Regions from separate parts of the Homo sapiens genome. Here region 1 is linked to region 2. Evidence: read pairs that join two places in POLR2A ChIA-PET (ENCODE). Cell type or tissue: PC-3. All regions are shown on one strand. Links, peaks and the distances in the headings refer to the core of each region. The heading gives the core; the rest is flanking DNA.

Region 1 (5,389 bases), core at 112-5,111, 200 kb before region 2:
AATTAGTAGGACCTTACAAAGAATAGGACCACTTCATTAATTAATTAGTAGGACCTTACAAAGAATAGGACCACCTCATTAATTCATTAGGGATAAAACCAGCCTATGATATTCCTCCTCTTTCTGTATGCGCATAAAAAGAACTAGAAGCAAGAGGCAGGCGGACTCACACATTGCACATTGGCCCCCTCCCTCCTTAACAAGCAAAATAGCCCATTTTAGTGATCCAGAAACCCTGGAAATGGATTCTTTACAACTATTGACGATACCCACTGGCAATGATGGTCTATATTTCATAGTTACTTTAAAGTCCCAGGCAGATGTGATTCAGCCTTTCAGATGGATGAAAGGGATGTTGGAAGGATAGAATTTTTGCAGGGCATGAATTCATTATTTCTTGGATCTTTTTAACTGATAAGGTATTTTAAACTCATAGACAGCCGTGAGTTTAAATTCATTCCTTTCCATCTATTCCAGTCAGACTTCCCTTGAGCTCATAGTGCCAGCTGGTTTTTCTAGGGGGACAAAGCGGAAAAGAAAAAGAGGCAGAAAAAATTCGAAGAAATTATTGAATTTTTTTGCATTAACAACCTCCTCAGGTGACACTCATCCCCCCTACCCTCGCCATGATTCTTACCTTCTTCCCGATGACCCCTGAAAAGAGGAGAAAAAGGTGAGAAGGGCCAAAGAAATTTTACACAATGGGCAGAACTTCTGTCGGAGAAGATATCAAGGGTGTAGAGATCTTCCAGAAAAGGGAAAACCCATTGTAGAAGAAAGGGAAACAGGCCTTGGAAGGGTGAGTGCACCTGAGCATTGTATGTGAAGATGCTGATTTGTCTCTTTAGCCCAAATCCAGTCTGAGTTTGCATGTCTGTATCTTTTCCACCACAAAGAGACATATATCTTGCTTGCCATAATTGTGATGTTGGACAATAACCACATGATTTCTGCTTTAGGAGATGTGTAAAAAACTTTCTGTCATCACCACCAACCCCCCCACTACAAATGTGTGTATCAGCCTCCCCACAGATTAGCTATAATTAGAAAACCATGTTGAATCACGTTGAGTCAGATGAGGATAACTTCCTGTATTCCCTGTATCCCTGAGGAAACTAAGGTTTATTCTCTTCATGACAAGCTAGTTTCCTTACTTTATTTCTCCAGTTATGTTTTAGCAAAGCAATTATATAAAAATATTTTTTTCATATACTTATAAACTTTTAAAAATCCTGGCCATGTCAGCTTCTAATGTTTGTAAGAGGAATGAGTACATCCCTCTTAACTACACTTACAATTTCAGATTGTTCAAGGATCTGTATTCTTTTCTGTATTCCATGTTGAGCTACAATTAGCATCCTGTGTATGGCAACCAGTATTGCATGCAAAATTCTTCAAAGAATCTATAACACATGACTCATACTAAAGAGTAATTTGGTATTTATACAAACTAAAATTATTCTCTTTCCTGCCTCTACTTTAGTTTTTTGGCTTCTAATTCAAAAATGAGAAAGGGGGAAAAGATGAAGTCTAAGATATTGCGATAAATCAAGAGTGACTTCTTTCTGTCCAGGGTATCCTCATATACAAGTTGAGAAAGAGTGCATGGACGTCATCTTTGCACGATTAAATAGAAAGACTTCTAAGCCAAGATATCAGTCTATGGTGAAGTTAATATTGCTATGATATTCATTTGCTTTTCATTTTAAACGCTCCTTTTATTTGGATCAGATTTTGATTTTTAAATAATTTAATTAATTTTTTGTTTTTTTTTTCAGAGATGAGGGTCTCTCTCTGTTTTCCAGGCTGGAGTGCAGTGGTGTGATCATCGCTCACGACAGCTTCAAACTCCTGGGCTTAGGTGATTCTTCTGCCTCAGCCTCCCAAGTATCTGGGATTATAGGTGCATGACACCATGCCTGGCTAATTAAAAATTTTTTATTATTTTTTTTAGAAATGGGTTCTCACTATGTTGCCCAGGCTGGTTTCAAAATCCTGGGCTCAAGTGATCCACCCACCTCGGCCTCCCAAGTTGCTGGCATTACAGGCATGAGCCACTGTGTCCAGACCCCAGATTAGTTAGTTGTGTAATCTTGCATCAGTGAAGGGCATAAACCTCAAGCTTTTCCTGTCTTCTGGTGAAGTCAACCAGTACCTTTGAGAATAAGGAGCCATCTCCCCTCTTCTTCCTCTGCCCCATATCAAAGTTGGCCTGGCAGAAAAAAATCCCACCCAGAATGTCTGGTAATGTATTCATTAGTCACTCCTGATCATTCAGATGTTTCTTTTTTAAGTTTCTAGTTTTTTAATATCTTAGGTTATTCATGTCTATTGTATCATGTGTGAGGGTTTCTTCTTCCCCAGGAGAGTGTTTTTGGTGTGGAATTACCTTGTACCCGTTTGGAGATAGACACAAAGGAGGTGGGTGTGTGATTCATGCTTGAGCAAATTTACTCCATGCATGATCTGCGGTGAAAGTTGAAGCCTAGGATTCTGCTGATCATTATGGCGTTTTTTGCATGACTTCAGCTCTTTGCACTCATTCAGTTCTATTGGTAGAAAGGTGATTTCCTTTCAGGTGTGACCTGAAAATGGAATTTTTTCTCATCTCCCTAGCACCATCCATACTGTTCAGAATGGAAGCTTTTAGCTTTAGTGACTCTCACTCTCGCCATGCCTTTAACTACATACTTCAGGCCCCTAATACAGTGGGACACCCCATGGTATTTCCTCGTCGCCAGCATTAAAGATTATGTGTTCCAGAATCATTAGACTTTTTGAAAAGACCCCTGTGTTAGTTTTGCACTGTTATAAAGAAATACCTGGGACTGGGTATTTTACAAAGAAAAGAGGTTTATTTGGCTCATGGTTCTGTAGACCACACAAGCAAGGCACCCACATCTGCTCAGCTTCTGAGGAGGCCTCATCACCTTCTGCCATGAAGGTTTTACTCACGGCAGAAGGTGAAGAGGGGAGCAGGGATGTCACATGGTGAGAGAGGAAGCAAGAGAAAGAGGAGGAAGTGCCAGCCTCTTTTTAACAATCACATCTCGTGGGAACTAATAGAGTGATAACTCACTCATTCCCATGAGGAGGGCACAAAGCCATTCATGAGCGATCCTCTCCCATGACCCAGTCACCTCTCGCTAGGACTCACCTTTAACAGTGGAGAATCACATTTCAGTGTGAGATTTGGAGGGGACAAACATCCAAACTATATCAGCCATATAAAAATTAAACTCTTCCAGGGATTTCTTTCAGGGATTTTGTTTTCCTTTTTGCTACTTTGGGTTTAACTTTTTATGGAAGTGCCTTTACAAAGTTAAGTGACTTATTCTTTATGTCTTCAGCAAAGTCAATATTGCTTCCACTAATGGTAGCTAAGGACAGGAAGGATGTGAGTTTTTGTTGTTGTTTTTCACATAGCTGGGAATAGTCATGGAGTAGGCTAGGATTTGGATCTTAGTTTCTTAAGCCACATTTCTACCTCTTATCTCATGAAACAAAACAATGATTTAAAGACTGGGCTAACAGTTCTGTCTTTCTAAGAGTTTGTTTGATTGCTGACTGTCCCTGTTGATGGTTCTTGTGCGGATAATTAACAGGTATAGTCGGATAAGTTGCCACCAACTTAGAAAACAGTCAGGGATCTTTTTTTAAGAGCTGCTTACAGTTGTTCAAGTCAGCCTTGACTCAGCTCTGCATACCAGCTGCTGGTGACCCCAGCTTGCCCCTTTGCACAGACCATGTGATTTTAAGTGTCAAGGTCTTGTCCGTTATCAGTTTCCTACCCTGTAGAACTGCTGTTATGCATTTTGTTTACTGATATGCATTTTCAGTATCTTTCCCTTCTCTGGATTTTTCGAAATAGACTAATTAAATACCGCAGCTGGTCTTTTTATCTTGGGATGGAATCACTTACAGAATGGGACACGTCTTCCTCTCAGATTGAGTCATGGTGTGGTGACAGAAGGGAATTTCATTGGAGCATTAAGATAATCAGAGACTCCATGTGGCATTAATTCACTCCATTACTGTTTATTGAAGAATAACTGTGTGCCAAGCACTGGGCTTAGTACTTTATCTTGGGAGGGGTGGGCAGGGTAGGGGGCAAATTGCAGAATAAGACTGGGCTTTGAGAGAGATTGGAGTTGAGTTATACATGCAGAATTCTAGAGGATACTTGAGTTTCTTTGCCTACTTGCTGCCTTAAATTTAAGAGAATTACACTAGGCTTGGGAAAACAAACTTTCATAATCCCAAATAGCATCTGATTCTAAAATTGCTTTTATTTGACTTCTCAATGAGTCTTTTAAAAGATGATTTCCTTCCTCAGGGTTTTGATCTGGCTGTGTTTGTTTCTATGAACACATTGTCTACAGATTCTAGGCATTAAGCAGAATGAACTAGCTGGAAAAATCCAACCCAGAAATAAACATTCACCTGTAGTCATTTCCAGCAAATGCTTGTATACTTATCGAAAATTCAAATTTACTTTTAACTAAATACCTTTATGCAGCTGACTGTAGTGCTTTGGGGAAGATAATGGTGTTAAAATAAGGTAATGATGATTGAGAAGAAAGGACTGATTCGAGGAACATTTAGGAGTTAGAATGACATCATTTAGCTATCTATTAGATATTCAATAGAGATATTTATGAAAACTTGAAATATGTTTAACATTGTGTATCCTTATAACCACTGCTTCTGAATGTTCAGCCAGTGATCTTGGGTAAAGACATTAAAACTTATTTGGTGAATACCTAACAGTGTATCTCTTCATCATGTGTATGTATCTGTAGATGTGGTATTAGAAACCACTGACACATATAATGACTTTTCAAGATATTTAACTAGTTTATAGGCTCCTGCGTGACTTATTTAATCTTGTGATTTTGTTCTGAGGTAGCTAATAATTTTATCATAACAAGATAAATTTTTAAGAAAATTATTGGAAAGTATGAAGTTTTTATTTGTTCATTTCATTAGTTGCTCTGCTAGAGTTACAAACAAGTACAATTACGTTGGAAATCTACTTCATAGTAAATACTCAGGTTCAAATACATTTACCCTAGGACCCAGTAGTCATAGGAGTAGCATTACTTGAAAAACCCTAAACTGCAAACCTTCTAAATATCTATCAATATTAGATACACGGTGGAATAGTAACAATGAAAAATAGCAATCTGTTATACTCAACAACAATATGGATTTTACAGGCAAAAGCCATTATAAACAAAGTGTTTCCATTTATGATGCTCAAGAACAGGCAGAAGTTATCTGTGACGATAGAAGTTAGAAGGAGACTTTTGTGTGGGGGAGTATTGAAGGAGGTATAAATGGAGCCTTCAGGAGTGCTGATAATGTCCTATACAATGATCTGAGTGAT
Region 2 (5,389 bases), core at 149-5,148:
CGTAAAAGTGACCACGTAAGAAGGCTGGAACAACCCTGCTGCAATGGCAGACCCACGCACTTCAAAGAACAGATAGCAAAGGCTAGAAGGGTAAAAGGAATAGTTTGCTCAATTCATGGGATATTGTCAGTTTACCACTCATATCAAAAGTTCATCCAGATATCACCAAGAAACACAGATGTCAAAATTTTTTAAAAGACCTTTCAAGATTCTTGTAGAATTATGTGATACCTTCTAAAATAAATCTTTTCAGGAAGGGAAATGTCCCCTCTTCAGTATATGGAATAAAGTCTCTGTGATTATGAAATTCCATAGAGGCATATTACATATTAAGTAATGAAGAAGGCTAGCCCTCCCAGGGCGCCATCCCCAAATAGCTGCGTCTAGTGGGAAACTAAAGGGAAACGTAATCTATACTATAAAGCAAGCCATAATGCCAAACTAACTAGTATACTTCCTAACATCACTAACAGTAACTTTGCTTTAGATCTTTAGAAAACTTACATCCTGTGAGCCAGGATCAGTGGCTCACACCTGTAATCCCAGCACTTTGAGAGGCCAAGGCAGGCAGATCACTTGAGGTCAGGAGTTCAAGACCAGCCTGGCAAACTTGGCAAAACCCTGTCTGTACTAAAAGTACAAAAATTAGCCGGGCATTGTGGTGGGCACCTGTAATCCCAGCTACTTGCGAGACTGAGGCAGGAGAATCGCTTGAACCTGGGAGGCGGAGGTTGCAGTGAGCCGAGATCATGCCACTGAACTTCAGCCTGGACAACAGAGCAAGGCTGTCTCAAAAAAAAAAAAGAAAGAAAGAAAGAAAGAAAGAGTTACATCCTGAGAAACTTTGTTCACAAAATTCCACTGTTTTCTGCTTATTGTCTTCATTTTGGTCTGCTTACACATGATACCATGGTTGTCCACCTGGTTTTCAGTTGTAATTCAATTTTGATACCTCCTTAAATTAGATGAATTAATTGGTTACATTTATAGAGCCTGTAAACCATGCCAGACTTGCGCTTACTCCTATAATAATTACTTAGATTCCATAGGTCTGTCATAGAAGAAACTATCCTCAGTGAATAGTAGGTGGAAAAAGAAAATGGTTTGAACAGAAGGAAAACCCTTTAAACATGCCTGCTAAAGATAATGAGCTTATTCTGCTTCCAAATGCATCAGTAACGTAAAATATGAGAGCTTTCAGTTACATTATATGCAGGTGGGGTAGAAGAGATAATTGCTTAAAAATAAGCGTATGCGAATCACTGTTCTTTTCCTTCAGACTAAGTCATATATTAAGTGATATTTACCAAAAACAGGCTTGCTCAGTTTGGAAGATTGTAAAGAGGAAACTCTTTTTTTAACTTTAGCACGTCACACAGAACTTCCCTTCATGCCCTTCCCTAAGTCCCTACATTCCTCCTTTTACCTCTAATCTAAACCTGGTCCCCTAGAAAAGGGTTTGAAACTTATTTACACTAAGGTTCAAAATGAAAAGAGTCGTGTTTCCCCTTGCGCGATTATTTTCATCATGTCTAGGATTAGAGTCCTCAATGGAGTGTAGATGGTGTGATTTTAGACATCAGCAAGATGGGACTGATGACGTTGTCACTTTGGAGTAGCTGGTCCGATGCACATCAGGTAAGCAAGTGCATCGCTGTCGGAGAATGGCTTGGTCCTGTCGTGGAGGTCCCAGGCCAGGATGCTGGACACCCTCCCTGTCGCTTTCTTCTGCTAGCATAGACCAGAATATAAGCTGGTGAGATGCTTCCTCAGAGAAAATGTTGAGATGGACTAATTCAGATGCTTTGCTCCCTAAGCATCCTCACAGCCCCATCTAATACATGCCCCATGACAGCCTCCTCAGAGTCCCATCTAACACATGCTCCATGAGATAGAATTGTTTCTAGATGACATTATCAATAACAACCCACTGTTTGGTGGCATTATGTGCATCTGACATGCCCAGAATGAGCTTTCCTTCACTCTCTAAGTATCTCATAAAATCAGCTAGATCCATTTTTTTTGGTTCTTTATCCTGTGCTTGTCATGTCCTAGAACTATGTGATGGGCTTTGGGTTCACACTTGGTGAACTTACATTCATGTTAGCAGTGTTGCGAATTGGCAGTTTACAAGTGCTCTTGACTTCAGACTTCTCAGTTTTCTAAATCATTTGCTTTTAATAAAGGGCTAAGGAAGAACACGTGGCAGATGAGAACGCTGCTTTGCCCATTGACTTGCAAAATCTATTACCCTCTTGGCAATTGATAACCAGTTTGCTTGAAAAGGAAAACCATTGGTTGGAGTTGTTTGAAGAACAACTCTGTTCCTTTCCTTAGTGAGGGACCAGCTATGTACTTCTTAGGAAACAGTGAAAAATGAAAATGCACAATTTCTTGTATAAAAATTATTTCAAGACAGCAAAGCATTAAAGCAACCACAGAGCCCTTCTAAGGGTGGCGCCCCATCTGACATCTGACTGCCCAAATGCACACCTATGCCCTGCTTTGGTGTAAACTTTTTTTTTTTTTTTTTTTGAGACATAGTCTCACTCTGTCGCCACACTGGAGTGCGGTGGCGCGATCTTGGCTCACTGCAACCTCTGCCTCCCAGGTTCAAGCGATTCTCCTGCCTCAGCCTCCTGAGTAGCTGAGACTACAGGTGCCCGCCTCCATGCCCGGCTAATTTTTGTATTTTTAGTAGAGATGGGGTTTCACCATGTTGGCCAGGATGGTCTCCATCTCTTGACCTCATGATCCACCCACCTGAGTCTCCCAATGTGCTGGGATTACAGGCGTGAGCCACCACACCTGGCCTGGTGTAAACTTTATATTTTCTATAGTTAAATGGAAAAGTATTTCCAAAATGTTTTGAATGCCCTGGGACATGGATAGGAAATGCCAGTGTGGTCATTTAAGAGTGTGAAACTTCTTGTACAGTTACTATCAGTGTGAGTAGAACCTCAAGTGGAATTACAAATACTTAAAATGGGATACTGTTCTCCAACCTGTTTCTCACCTCTGTACTCCTATCCTATTTACTATCAACCTATTTTCTTCAATGGCTAATCTTATACTGCCTAACAATACGTCTATTTTATACCATTAATTTTTTGATATTTGCATATTGGTCTTTTTTTTTTTTTTTTTTAGTTAACCACTCGGTGTTGGTCCTCATATCTGGATTAGTGTCCTCATATATGGTATAGCTCTCATATCTGGTATGGTCCTCATATGGGATTAGTGTCCTCATATCTGGTATAGCTCTCACTTTCAGCAAGCCACACTGCCTTTCCCCTCTTTGTGTCTCCATAAGTATTTGCTGACTTGTTGCATCATTACCTTTGGAACAGACATGGAAATAAGAACTTAGCCTAGTAAAGTAATAAACATGTTTTCTTGCATAACTTGAGTTGATCATTGTAGGTAATAAAACCCCGCTCTGAATACCTCAAAGCAAAAAGAGAGAGACAGAGAGAGAGAGAGAAATTTTATTTGTTTAGACAGTCAAACCTCAGAAGGGCAAGAGTGGAACTTACTTGTGGAAGTCCTGAATGCAGAATTCTACCTGCTGTGAGTGTGGTTAGTCAGCCACATGTGTCTGTACCTGTCCCTTCCGTGATCCATGTGTCTTTTCAAATGTCCTCTCTCTATTCTTTCTCCTCCTTTTTCCTCTTCTTTCTCTCACCCTTTCTTCCCAACCCACCACCCCTCTGTAGCTTAGCTTTAACTTCCCAGCTAGGCTGTTTCTTAGCTGTCAGCCACTGCCATGGCTTATATTCTCATAACCCAGGAGGACAGAGCAGTTTCCATATCCATCTGCAAAAATACCAGGGAGGAACTCCAAATGAATTGTGTCCATCTCTGGATCAGCCCTGGTGGTACCGTGGTTAGCTTAGCAGTTCACAAACCTGATCCTGAAGCAAGAGAAGAGTGTTACCATGATCAACAGTTCCCTTCAGAGCAGTGTTTTTGAAGGAAGAACAGTTTCCCCAAAAAAGTAAACAATAATCTGGCCTAATTTATTAAGCCTTTAAAATCACCCATGTGATTAGCAAAATGTCTTAGCATGGTAGAAATAACCTGAAAGATGGTGTTAATGGTGTCCTTGAAATTTTTCTGATAGAATTTTCCTTGGAATAGTTTGGTGTATATAGATTGAAAAATATCGTTAAGGTTTTAAATCCTGTATTAATCTTTCTTATGCCACTATTTCTAATTTGCGTCTGATTACAGAGTGATAATAATAACTCTATTTTCTTGCTTCATCCTGATGACGCATGTGATTTGGTTGATATATTTCTCAAAATAGTGAATTTCTACACATCCGTGTCGGATAGGGCTTCTGTCTTTCTAGTCAATGTGTTTGGATTTTTAAGCTCTGCCACTTACTGGCTCCAGAATCGTAGAAAATCAATTAGTTTTCAAGAGTCAGTTTCCTAATCTGTAAAAGAGAAATGATAATACAGTCTTGCAGTGTTATCATGTAGACTAAATGACATAACGTATTTGAAGTATATAGCACAGTATCTACCTTCTGAATGCCTATACTGTTTTTCCATCATTTAATAAAAATGGTATCCTGGTCATGGCTCCCTACAAGGTGACATAACATTGCTAAGGCACACTGACCATCTTAAGAACATAGTCTGTAAACACAAAGTATTATTGTGACTCAGTTACATTCTTGGTTAGACAAAATATCTTGGTTGTGAGTCCAAGGATGAACTTTTGTTTGAAAATGTTCATGTAACCTACCCCTCCATATCTACACTAGGTGATACAATAGACACAGATCAAGTGATCTTGTCACGAATCAGAAAAATTATTTTTTCATCTACTTGGAACTAGACATGTACAATTGTTAATAAGAAATCCTCCTTTTTTGAAAAAACAATCTAGACTTGTCATCACTGAGCAACACAAAACATGTGCAAGTATGCATTTTTTAAAATTTCAATTTGTAGGCCAGGCATGGTGGCTCATACCTGTAATGAGCACTTTGGGAGGCCAGCACTTTGGGAGGCCAAGCACTTTGGGAGGCCAAGGTGGGTGGATCACAAGGTCAGGAGTTCGAGACCAGCCTGGCCAACATGGTGAAACCCTGTCTCCACTAAAAATACAAAAATTAGCCAGGCGTGTTGGTGCATGCCTGTAATCCCAGCTACTCTGGAGGCTGAGGCAGAAGAATTGCTTGAACCTGGGAGGCGTAGGGTGCAGTGAGCTGAGATCACGCCACTGCACTCCAGCCTGGGTGACAGAGCAAGACTCAGTCTCAAAAAAAAAAATTTTTTTTTCAATTTGTCTGTATTCACCAGAAGATGGGAAGGGAGACTAACATTTATTCTACCAAGCATCTCCCTAAGGTCTCACAGAGCACAGTTGTAGTGGG

The links. ChIA-PET counts read pairs that join two places held together with the same protein. Peaks named below come from ENCODE experiments on the same cell type or tissue, not always from the same donor. Only the 100,000 strongest peaks of a DNase experiment are listed, where the experiment ranks them.
Region 1: POLR2A ChIA-PET joins it to region 2 with 18 read pairs; 4 of 35 experiments call an interaction of 5 or more read pairs at or near these places.

What each region holds. Positions count from the first base shown.
Region 1 is chr1:240,233,652-240,239,040 of GRCh38, forward strand. All of the region lies in intron 6 of FMN2 (formin 2), which reads left to right. Among named protein-coding and RNA genes, the nearest start is that of FMN2, 140 kb to the left of the region's middle. In PC-3, for the core only: no CTCF peak of the experiment used is centred there; DNase peaks (open chromatin) are centred at 1,040 and 2,450; H3K27ac peaks cover 3,219 bases.
Region 2 is chr1:240,438,479-240,443,867 of GRCh38, forward strand. The region is part of intron 16 of FMN2 (formin 2); the gene reads left to right. Among named protein-coding and RNA genes, the nearest start is that of GREM2, 170 kb to the right of the region's middle. In PC-3, for the core only: no CTCF peak of the experiment used is centred there; no DNase peak of the experiment used is centred there.